Linked DNA regions of Homo sapiens: regions 1 and 3 are each linked to region 2. Evidence: chromatin loops called from intact Hi-C (ENCODE). Cell type or tissue: Calu3. All regions are shown on one strand.

The links. A loop is a pair of places that touch in the nucleus more often than their neighbours do. Peaks named below come from ENCODE experiments on the same cell type or tissue, not always from the same donor. Only the 100,000 strongest peaks of a DNase experiment are listed, where the experiment ranks them.
Region 1: it touches region 2 in a loop (2.5-fold over the local background); 1 of 110 quality-filtered maps calls a loop at or near these places.
Region 3: a loop joins it to region 2, with 4 times the contacts of the local background. A loop is called at or near these places in 1 of 110 quality-filtered maps.

What each region holds. Positions count from the first base shown.
Region 1 is chrX:133,084,409-133,088,408 of GRCh38, forward strand. All of the region lies in intron 4 of USP26 (ubiquitin specific peptidase 26), which reads right to left. Among named protein-coding and RNA genes, the nearest start is that of USP26, 11 kb to the right of the region's middle. In Calu3, no CTCF peak of the experiment used is centred here; a DNase peak (open chromatin) is centred at 1,593.
Region 2 is chrX:133,149,377-133,153,376 of GRCh38, forward strand. LOC124900495 (small nucleolar RNA SNORA8) reads left to right here and starts at 3,378; the gene lies at 3,378-3,516. In Calu3, no CTCF peak of the experiment used is centred here; a DNase peak (open chromatin) is centred at 2,145.
Region 3 is chrX:133,050,456-133,054,455 of GRCh38, forward strand. All of the region lies in intron 5 of USP26 (ubiquitin specific peptidase 26), which reads right to left. Among named protein-coding and RNA genes, the nearest start is that of USP26, 45 kb to the right of the region's middle. In Calu3, no CTCF peak of the experiment used is centred here; no DNase peak of the experiment used is centred here.

The sequences.
Region 1 (4,000 bases), 65 kb before region 2:
GGCTGGTCTCAAACTGCTGTGCTGAAGCTATCCTCCTGCCTTGGCTGCCCAAAGTGCTGGGATTACAGGCGTAAGCCACCGGGCCTGGCCTGGGGCAGAACTTCTTTTTTTTTTTTTTTTTTTGAGATGGAACCTCACCCTGTCGCCCAGGCTGGGGTGCAGTGGTGCGATCTCGGCTCATGGCAACCTCTGCCTCCCAGGTTCAAGCGATTCTCCTGCCTCAGCCTCCCAAAGTGCTAGGATTACAGGCATGAGCCACCGTGCCTGGCCCATAACTTCTTAAATTGTGTCTACACACAAACATGTGTAAGTGTCTTTTGTCCCCTTTATTTTTAATTTTTTTATTTCCATAGGTTATTGGGGAACGGGTGGTGTTTGGTTACATGAATAAGTTCTTTAGTGGTGATGTGTGAGATTTGGGTGCACCCAACTCCTAAGCAGTATACACTGCACTCAATTTGTAGTCTTTTATCCCTCACCCCCTTCCCACCCTTTCCTCCTGAGTCTCCTAAGTCCATTGTATCAGTCTTTTTCTTTTGAGACGGAGTCTCACTCTGTCACCCAGGCTGGAATACAGTGGCACAATCTTGGCTCACTGCAACCTCTGCCCCCCAGGTCCAAGTGATTCTCGTGCCTCAGCCTCCCAAGTAGCTGGGATTATAGGTGACTACCACCACGCCTGGCTAATTTTTGTATTTTTAGCAGAGACGGGGTTTTGCCATGTTGGCCAGGCTGGTCTTGAACTTGAGGTCAGGACCTCAGGTGACCCACCTACCTCAGCCTCCCAAAGTGTTGGGATTATAGGCATGAGCCACTGCGCCTGGCCCATTGCGTCATTCTTATGCTTTTGCATCCTCATAGCTTAGCTCCCACTTATGCATGAGAACAATGTTTGGTTTTCCATTCCTGAGTTACTTCACTTAGAATAATAGATGCCTCACTTAAACCTGAGGTCCTTCACTAGGAGGCAGCTTATTCCTAGTACCAATTCCACACACTAAGAATAGAAATATGAACAGGACATAGAAAGCCTCTCTCACTTGTGTTTACATCAATGGGCAGTCCTACAACTGGTCTGCATCAAGCCAAATGAACAGAACTGCAACTGTTCCTACAAGGATCCTACAAGGTCTTTTCACCACTCCTATATATGCTGCTACTGAAGTCATACAGATGATACATCTGCATTAACCATACAACTTGTTAAATGCTACACTGTACAGTGCTTTTCAGAACATTAGATTCAACGAAAACTAGAATCTTTAAAATAAATTCACTGAATTTTTATGTCTTTCCCAATTGTATGCATAATATTTGAGTCTAGTAACATGGACTAGAGTCAGATATCTGAATGAGAAAGCATAGATTTACTGCAGGTCCTCAAATAAGGTCATTTTCTACAACATTGTTTCCTTATAAAATTGATGAGGAAAAAAAAAAATCAATTCCCGGCTGGGGCTACTGTCTGGGTGGAGTCTGCATGAGTTTTCTCCAGGTACTCACTTCCTCCCACATCCAGAAGATGTGTAGATGGGGTTAACTGGCATGCCTAAATGGTCCCAGTGTGAGTCAGCGTGGGTGTGTGTGTGAGTGCACCTGGTGATGTAATGTCCTGCCCAGGGTTGGTTCCAGCCTTGCACCCTGAGCTGCTGGGATAAGATCCAGCCACCTGTGACCGCTTGAAACAGAGTAAGTAGGTTAGAAAATGACTCAATGAATGAATACAAAATATTGTAAAATAAAAATTCAGAAAGTCTATGATAATCATACAAATGCACAACAATAAATGACGTTGTGCTAAAGTGCTCAGTGAGCTTGCCATATTTGTGATTGTTTTTGAACTGCATGGTGGTAGGAGATACTTCTTAGAATTTTCACTTTGCAAATGTTTCTTCCTTAATTTAAATCCACCATCACGGCTGGGAATGGTGGCTCATGCCTGTAAAACTAGCACTTTGGAAGGCTGAGGTGGGAGGGTTGTTTGATGCCAAGAGTTAAAGACCAGCCTGGGCAACGTGGTGAGACCTTGTCTCCACAATTTTTTAAAAAGAATTAGCCAGGCATGGTGGCACACACCTGTAGTCCCAGCTACTCTGGAGGCTGAGGTGGGAGGATCACTTGAGCCCAGGAGTTTGAGGCTGCAGTGAGCCATGTTTACATCACAGCACTCCAGCCCGGGTGACACAGCAAGACCCCAACTCTTAAAAAGTAATAATAATAAGGCCGGACGCAGTGGCTCACGCCTGTAATCCCAGCACTTTGGGAGGCCAAGGCGGGCGGATCATTTGAGGTCAGGAGTTCAAGACCAGCCTGACCAACATGGTGAAACGCCATCTCTACTAAAAATACAAAAAAATTAGCCAGGCATCATGGCAGGAGCCTGTAATCCTAGCTACTCGGGAGGCTGAGGCAGGAGAATTGCTTGAATCTGGGAGGCGGAGTTTGCAGTGAGCCGAGATCACACCACTGCACTTCAGTGTCGGTGACAGAGAGAGACTCTGCCTCAAAAAAAAAAAAAAAAAAAAGGTAACAATAATAAAAACAAATAAACCCACCACCACAATGACCACCACGACTCACTGATTCACCAAGAGCTGGGTAATTATTGTATCTTGTTTTTGTTAACCTTTCTTAAAGGTATAGATAGCTCACCTTTATTTCAGTGTTTAATAGTAAAAGTGTTTTCAGTCTTTATTTAGAAGTTTGGTGATGTTTTCATGACCAGAAATATACGCCATGGAGACCTAACTCTTGCTTATATCAATCAGCCAATGGTAAATTTGGTTTTGTCATAAGTCATTTTGCTTCAAAAGTTGCAGTTCACTGGAACTTATTGAAGACATTAAGTGAGGACTTACTGTACTTACTAAAATTCAATATAAAGACTCCTCACTAGAACAAATATGGATATTTTTCATAGAAAGATTAGTTAGAAGAACATTAAAATGTTAGCAGTGGTCATAATTCTATGCAGTTTGATTGCCAGTAATTTTTTAATTTATTCAGTGTTGTGTAAGAGCTGGCTCATATGAGGTGGTAAGTGCACATCTCTTCCAAAATCTGCATTCAGTGTGACAACACTTGAAATTGGTGATGGTGGAATTATTTACACCTTAGAAATTGACAAATGCCACATATCAGGTTTTTTCTCTTCTTTTGGAGAGTCACTTGTTAAACAAAAAGCATACCACTTTTTGTAGTCTCTAGACTTTCCTTGTGAACACATAAAATTATAATTTGAGGTTACTTTTAAAGAAAATGAAATTTGAGCAAATTAATCTTTGTGTGTATAGCACGTTTTCATGAAGTATTAAGAAAAATATGTTTTTCTCCATAAAAGATCTATAAACCCAAATAGCCTTGCCCTAAAATTTCTGCTATAATTTAATCTCTCTCCTGTACCCATATAAACAAGCATGAAAACATGAGTGTGGAGAGAGGAAGTCACACCAAGAATTTATAGAACGTGAAAATTTCAAGGCCAGGTATGGTGGCTCACACTTGTAATCCCAGAACTTTGTGAGACTAAGGTGAGAGGATTGCTTGAGGCCAGAAGTTCCAGACAAGCCTGGGCAACATAGGGACATCCCATTTCAACAAAAAAAGTAAAAAATCAGTTGGGCATGGTGGTAGTGCCTCTAGTCCTAGCTACTCAGGGGGCTGAGGCATGAGGACTGCTTGAGCCCAGGAGTTCAAGACTGCAGTGAACCATGATCATGCCACTGCACTCCAGCCTGGGTGACAGAGTGAGACCCTGTCTCAAAATTTTTTCTTTCAATTAGTAGCCATTGACAGAGTAGACCCCAGATGAGTTAAAGCAGCAGTCCCCAACCTTGTTGGTACCAGGGATCAGTTTTGTGGAAGACAAATTTTCCACAGACCGGGGGTGGAGGGATGGTTTCGGGATAAAATTGGATCCACCTCAGGATCATAAGACATTAGATTCTCATAAGGAGTGTGCAACCTAGATCCCTTGCATGTGCAGTTTACAATAGGGTTC
Region 2 (4,000 bases):
AAACTTGCTATTTCTATTACATATCTGGTACTCTTATTTTAACATAATCATGAACCAGAAGAAATGATCCCTTGGAAAACTATGTACCTTAATTCTTGGTTGGAAATAAGTTATCTTGGGCTTCAAGGTCCTTGCTAAGCCTCAATGTGCTTTAATCCCATGTATTCAGGCCATCTGGGAGAGGGAATATTTTACCAGTGGCCTTTTAAAGATATCGTGCAGGTAGTGAGAGCTCCCCAAACCTTTTTATTGATCTCCTTGGATTATTTTCTATATCACACTGCCAGGCCAACTCTTCTATCCTCTTCTGAAATGTTCAATCTTTTCCTTAATCAAATAGATTATGTTACCTCCATCTTTCATTCAATTCACTCTTTGGATATATATTTATTGAGGGCCTACTATGTGTCAGGCATTATGCTAAGTACTATTGATATAATAATTAAATAAAAATGACAAACTGGTTGGGCACAGAGGCTCATGCATGTAATCCCAGCACTTTGGGAGGCTGAGACAGGAAGACTACCTGAGTCCAGAAGTTCTGACACTGTCTCTTCAAAACAAAACAAAACAAAACAAAACTATTCCATGACTTTATGGAATTTTTGTTCTAGGAATGTAATCAAGAGAAACCAATAATCTCATAAATGAAACAATTACAAAATGAGAGAAGCATATGAAAGAAGAAAAACAGGGATTTAGATCGAGAATAGCAGGACATGCTGGTAGGAAGTCCTCTCAGAAAACATGATATGTAAGCTGAGATCTGAAAGATGAGAAGTACCAGCCATAGGAAAAGTGGAGAAAAACAAGTTCTAGGAAGAGAGACTGGCATGTTCAAGGGCCCTGAGTTAGCTCTTTGCAGTCTATTGCAAAATGGCAACAATCTGTCTTTTCTTACTCTATCCAGTCCCTTTGCAATGTGACTTTTCAGCTTCTCCCACCAAGAAGTGGAAATTATTTTTACTCCCCTTGAATCTGGGCTGGATTTGTACCTTGCTCTGGCCAATAGAACATGGCAGAAGTGACAGTGTGCCAATTTGGAACATAGGCCTCAACATGCCCTACACACTTTTTTTTCCCTTGAAACCCTGCACAGTTATCATGTGAAGAAGCCAGGTTTGGCCCACTGGAGGATGAGAGACCCCAGAATGGAGATGTGCCATTTCAGCTGAGGCAAGTCATCTTAGACCAGCTAGCCCACAGCTGATCCAACAGCTGGCCACAGTTGTCAGAGAAAACCCAGCCAAGACCAAGTAAACCACTAAATGATCCCTGCCCAAATTGCCAACCCAGGAAATTCTGAACTACATTGTTTTAAGTCACTTATTTTGGGGTAGTTTCTTACACAGCAAAAGTTAACTTGTCTACCCTTTAATGAGAACAAGGTACTTGCCCTGCTCCAAACGTAAAAAATCTCTGCTTTTAGAATTATTCCATGGTCAAATTTGTTTAAAGCCAGCATGCAGCAATCATTTATAAACTTGGCCCTTTCAAAGAGCAACTGGCCATGTTATTTGCCTAGTTTCACCTTGAAGGGCTTGCTTAGAATCAACAGAAGCAGAGTGGCCTCACCACAGGCTTCTAGTACAGAAAGGCAGAAAAGAGCTCAGATGAAAGGCTCGCCTCAGGAAGACATTGGGGAAGGAGACATGCTCAAGGAAATTGTAAAACTTTAAAATCACATGGCAGAGAAATGCTCCCAAAGATTGGCTTCTTTCTTAAAGGAGAGTTGCAGAAAGGCAGCTTTCCATCAAAAGACAAATTTTATCTTAGAATTCAGACTACTATAGAAAGGGAAGGCTAGGGACTCTGAAACCACATAGTAAAAAAGATCAGGGACACTTGTGATTGGCTTTCAGCAGGGTGATATGAAATAAAGGGTAAGTTCACCTGTGATTATAAGTGAATTCAATTTAATAACTCCCTTTGGAAACACTCTATACATAAAAGCTATAAAAGCCTGTGCAGGGGTGGCCTCATCATCTTGATACCACAATTGATCTGGGAAAACCATAAAGCCAACACAGATCCTGTTCATTGAGCAAGATTCAGCAAATCCCAAGCTGACACATCAAGCACTTTACATCCATGGGTCACAGCCACTGGCAGGCTGGTTGACCTGGCTCCAAGTGAATATGTAGCCAGACTGCATACCATGCTGTAAACCTCAGCACATTTCCAAGCAAGCAAGTTAAATTGCAACCAGGCCACTTCCGGCCTAAAGGAGGTTGCTAATCTAAAGAAATTCTCCTATGGACTGAAGCCTTTTAACCTGGGCAAATGGTTCCAAAAGTGTCATTCCCAGACTAGCACACCAGCATTACTTAGAAAGTTGTTAGAAATACAAATTGTGGGGCCCCATCCAAGATCTATTGAGTTGGAAACTGTGGTTGGGGCCCAGCAATCTATTTTAGTAAGCCCTCCAGGCGATTCAGATGCAGGCTTAAGTCTGAGAACCACTGTTGTAGGTGGTTGTGGTTGGCCCCGTTCTTAGAGTAGAATTCTGGGTCTTTAAAATGTATTTGTTTATTTCATTTTAGAGATGGGGGTCTTGCCATGTTGCCCAGGCTGGTCTCAAACTCCTGGGCTCAAGCATCCTCCCACCTCAGTCTCCCAAATTGCTGGGATTACAGGCGTGAGCCACCACACCTGGCTGAAGAATTCTGGGTCTTTAAATGGCCAGTCAGAGCAAGCTTAGCACTCCTTACAGTGAGCAGGGTTCTCCTCCTTCCCTGAACAACCTTACTGGATAACTATATTTGAAAGTTGAGCCATAGCCATAGGAAATATTTCTCCAGTAACACAGTTTGTATTTAATAATCATTCAGTAACAAAATACAGAAACAAAAGGTCATGGCACCCTAGTTTCTCAGGATTAGAAGACTGCAAAGATCATGTCACGTACTGCTTCTCAAACTTTAATGTGCATAGAAATATTTGGGAATTTTTTTAAAATACAGGTTCTGGCCGGGCATAGTGGCTCACGCCTGCAGTCCCAGCACTTTGAGAGGCCACACTGGGAGAATTGCTTGAGCCCAGGAGTTTGAGACCCAACTTAGGCAGCATGGTGGAACCCTGTCTCTACAAAAACTTAAAATTTAGCTGGGCATGGTAATGCATGCACCTGTAGTTCCTGCTACTCAGGAGGCTGAGGCAGGAGGATCCCTTGAGCCCAGGAGGTCGAGGCTGCAGTGAGCCATGATTGCACCTCTACACTCCAGTCTGGGTGAAAGAGTGAGACCCTGCCTCCAAAAAAAAAAAAAAAAAAAAAATATATATATATATATATAAATATATATAAATTAAATGCAAGTTCTGATTCAGGAGGTCTAGGGTGAGGCCTTAGGGTCTTTGTTCCTTAAAAGCTTCCAGGATGCACTGCGTGGTATCTGCACTCAGCAGTTTACTCCTGCTAGGGTGTTCAAAGGTCAGTGCCATAGAAATCCAGTATCTGGTTTCATTGGTTTTCTTGGCTTTGTGCTTGTTAAACCTGGTATTTCTATTGATACAGCATTTGTATAGGTTTCTCATACTCTTCAGTTTGATATATTCTAAGAGTAAGCAATGCTTTTCTTTTTCTAAGGTGTCAAATTGAGAATGAAGCAGATCCTCCTACTGTGAAAATGACCCTAAAGTAAATTGGTTGAAGAAATTAGATCCCAAAGATTCTTGGTGAATTCTGATGCCTTCATCAGTATATTCATATTAAAAAGAGATGAAAGAAACCAAAATAAAAGAATTACGGGCTGACAGGACAACTGGATTAAGCATCAGTTCTATTAAAAAGGGCTAACTTGAAGATATTAATAAATCTCTTGAAGACAAATTTTGACTCCAGCTCTTTAGAGGATCCAAAGTGACCTTGATGGACAGTAGAAGGGATTACAACATAAAATTCCTTGAATAAAAATGTATTGATTTAAAAACAAAACAAAACAAAAAAAGGCTTCCAGGTGATACCAATGCTGTTTGTCTATGGACCACACATTGAGTTGTA
Region 3 (4,000 bases), 99 kb before region 2:
TCTCAAATGACCTATTTGTGACCACTCAGGTCCTCATTATATTGTAATGTTAAGCAGTTTAATGAGTGAAAACACCACAAATTGCTCATATACTTTTAGCTAATCATATTCACTAGAGGATAGAATAAACTATAAAGGTATAATTTTTTTTTAAAAAAAGAAGCAATAATATTAAGCAGGAGGACAGAAATGTTTAAGAAGCCATGTTATCTACTTAAAAGAATGTTGATCAAACATCAGAAGACCACGTGCTTAGTGTCTGCTCTGCTGCTAGCAAGCTCTGAGAACTGTAAATTAACTATGTTCCTTCACTGACCCTATTTTATCTACTACAGCACTGTGCAACAGAACACTTCACAGTGACAGAAAAGTACTATATCCACACTGTTAATATGGTAGCCACAAGCCATATGTGGTTACTGAATGCTTGAATATGACTAATGAGAGTAGGAACCTGAATTTTATTTAATTTTTAATTTAAATAGTTGCAAGTAGCTAGTAGCTATCATATTTGACAGTACAGATCTAAGATCTATAAAATAAGGTGACTCTAGGCATAGCTTAATACCTTGACAGTTCTGGAAAATCTATTGTGATATCTAATTCCGTTTGGCAGGTACTAGAGGTTTGCTGACCCAAACCCCCATGCACAGCATTTCCCTTTCCAATCCCCTTTCTAGGATATGGAGGACATATGACACAGCTGTCAACCAACAGCAGAAGTCTACTGAGTTTGTTGGCCTGATAAAGACAGACACGTTTAGAAGGACCCATTTTGCCATTTGACATTCACTTTTTCCCTTTTCACTGGCTGAATACATATATGACAGCTGGAATAAGGAAATAAAGCACCATGAGACAAGTATAAAGAAGATGACTGGAGTAAGGAAGCCTTCCTAGGCTCATGAGACAAGAAATATGAAGATGAAATACAACCAGAATTGAAAAGTAAAAAGATTTAAGAACATTGTTCCTTGAAGATGCCATTGAGCCACTGCAATAACCACCCTACTTATTTAAGCTATTGTAGCTGTGTTTTGTTACTTGCAGTTGAAAGCCCAGGACCACCGGATATGGAATACCATGAGGTTTAAGACTAAAAGTTGAGAAGAAAAGTCATTTTAGATTAGTTGAATTGGAAAGCTAGCAAGTGCAGGATGGCAAGGTAAAATGAAAGATCACAAGAGCATTGATCCTTAATGATGTGGAGCTAGCTACTACACAAGGACTGAATTTACTACCATCACATTTTCTGTGATATGACAGTTAAACAAACTCTTATTTGATTAAGAGCCTGTAGTTGGGGTTACATGCAGTAAAAATTTTTGTTACTTCAAAGTCAAACATGCCTAAATGATTCTGTACTTAGTTTTAATCATTAATTCCATATTCATATAGGGAAGAAGCCTTAAATAGAAATTTTGACCGCCCAAGATACAGTTGTTATGTGAAACAATTAAAATAATTAAACTCCTACTTAAGTCGCTAGAGTTCCTTGCAGTGAATGGCTTCCTAACTGATGTTCTGTTTAAGTCTCTATTTTACATTCAAGGTTTGCTTATAGTATGACGTAGATGGGATTTTGACAGATAATGATGCACTGACAAACAATAGAGATCAAACTGTAGAAAAGAGTGATCAATATCAGTAAAAGGCAGTAGAAAAGCATGAAGAATGGTGCAATAGCAGTTAATATCCTTATGGATGTAGTCCAAAGTCACGAGAATGTGGAATTTACTGAGTCCAAGATGTGGCCCCAGAGATAAAAGGTGAAAAATTGACTTACGATAGTGGAGTCTGAATTCAAGAGAGATTACAGTAGACAATCAGTTACACACTTAGAGAGTTCAGGCAGCACCACTTGGGTGGAAATGGGGACTTGACATTCAGATCACAAATGGCATTTAAGTGGGTCTCAATGTTTACAGGGCTTTAAAACCATTTGAAGAAACACTTTAAAATGCGGGAAAGGGAGTGAATGTGTTTGTGACTACCGAAAAGGTGGAAAAAAAAGTAAAATTGGATTTTTATTCCTATTAAAGTCTATTCACATAACTGATTCCACAATTCTGGAAAGAAGTTCCTCCACAGATATCACTGAAAACATCAACTTGATTGTCTTTTGGTTATTTTCAGTTGGAAAGAGAATGAGTGTGTTTGTGATTCCAGCCAGGAAGTTGTTTAACAAAAAGTCCCAGGAAAAGCAGTGGGACTGCCATGTGCATTTCAGGGAGAGTCTGAAGATTGCTGAGCAGAGTAGGAATAGAATATAGTAGACTGCTGTTGATTTTGTTAGTCAGCAGACAATCAGAGCGCTGCCTGCCCATCATGGGACAACAGGGCATCCAAGCCATGTGGGGAAAATGAGATCTCCCTTCCAGTTTGAAGGTCTCTCCTTATAATGTAGATGGGGAGGGGGGTGAGAGGACTGGTAGCTGTCTCCTATTGCCACATGGAAAAGGCATCTTCCTGTGTGAGGAAAGAGCCAAGACTCAGAGAACCAGAGAAAGCAGGGCTGGGAAAAAGAAAGAAAATACTATATGTGAAACTAAGTGTCACCAAATAATTTCCCAGTAACATGCCATAAATTCCCTTACTTAAAAGCCACTTCGAATTGTTTTTCTGACACCTTCAATCAAAAGTGACCCCACTCATATACCATGTCTACAGTACTCATTTCAGAATATACGGTTATTCTAAGAAGCCCATGACATAAGTATAATGTTAAGAAAGCAGGATATTAACCATGAGTATAATATGAGCTCATGTCTTCTTAAAATATGAATAGAAAAAGTACAGAGGGCTGGCGTGGTTGCTCACACCTATAATCCCAGCACTTTGGGAGGCCAAGGCGGGTGGATTACTTGAGGTCAGAAGTTTGAGACCAGTCTGGGCAACACGGTGAAACCCTGTCTCTATTGAAAATACAAAAATTATCCAGGCACGGTGGTGCATGCCTGTAATCCCAGCTACTCAGGAGGCTGAGGCAGGAGAATCACTTGAACCTGAGAGACAGAAGTTGCAGTGAGCTGAGATTGTACCACTGCACTCCAGTCTGGGCAACAGAGTGAGACTCTTTTTTAAAAAAAAAAAAAAAAGGAAAAAAAAAGTATAGAGGGCTAATATTCCCTGCTGGTATAAAACAGATTCATACCTGAGACAAGCAAAGAGTATAGGATTAATTTTTTAATGTGAAAACTCAGGAGCCAAGTTAATGTTCTTTTCTAGACGTAAGTAAATCCTGCACGGCAACGGGCCACAAAGCAGGGAGATCTCTTAGGTTGGTAAATGTAGGGATTTAAGAATTCTTGGTGATGATGGGATATAAGAGATCCCTAGTTTCACAACCAAGTTTGTCAGATAGGTAAATTCAGGTCAGAGAGGTTTTAAGTGTTTGAACCAAGACTAGAAAAAGTACCTACTTAAGTACAGTCTCCTTTTTCCAGTCTACCTTAGCATTGGGCTAAGCCTTTTTACTCATTAAGTGAAAGGCTGGGAGGGCACATTCCAGAGATGGGAAGCAACAGAAAAGTCAGAAAGTACAAGGAGTTGTGCTGGGCTAGAGAGGAGAGTTTGGGTAATGAGGATATTTGTTGTTTCAGTAACTAAACTCTCCTGGATAAGCTCTAAGAATGTCTGCCTAATCCTGATTTCTATTTTCTAGTCCTTACAGTCAGAATATGTTCTAGGGGTTATGCTTCCTACATACGGGCAAAAGGTTAACAGCCTTTCAGAGATTCTCAAGAAGTGACTCATTCAGAGTCCTCTAGACAGCATTTAATTCTTTAACTATAGATGGGGTTTGACCGGGTGGGAGTGTCATTGGTCTTACAGCTCCAATTAATTATTTTACCTTCCTCTTTTCCACTCACTTTACATTTTCCCTCCTGAGTTTTAATGATGCAAACAGCACTGAGGCACCATCATCTTCCATACCTAAACTGAAATGGATTCACATAATAGTTTTACAGCACTGAGCATTCAAGTCACATTTGCTGTC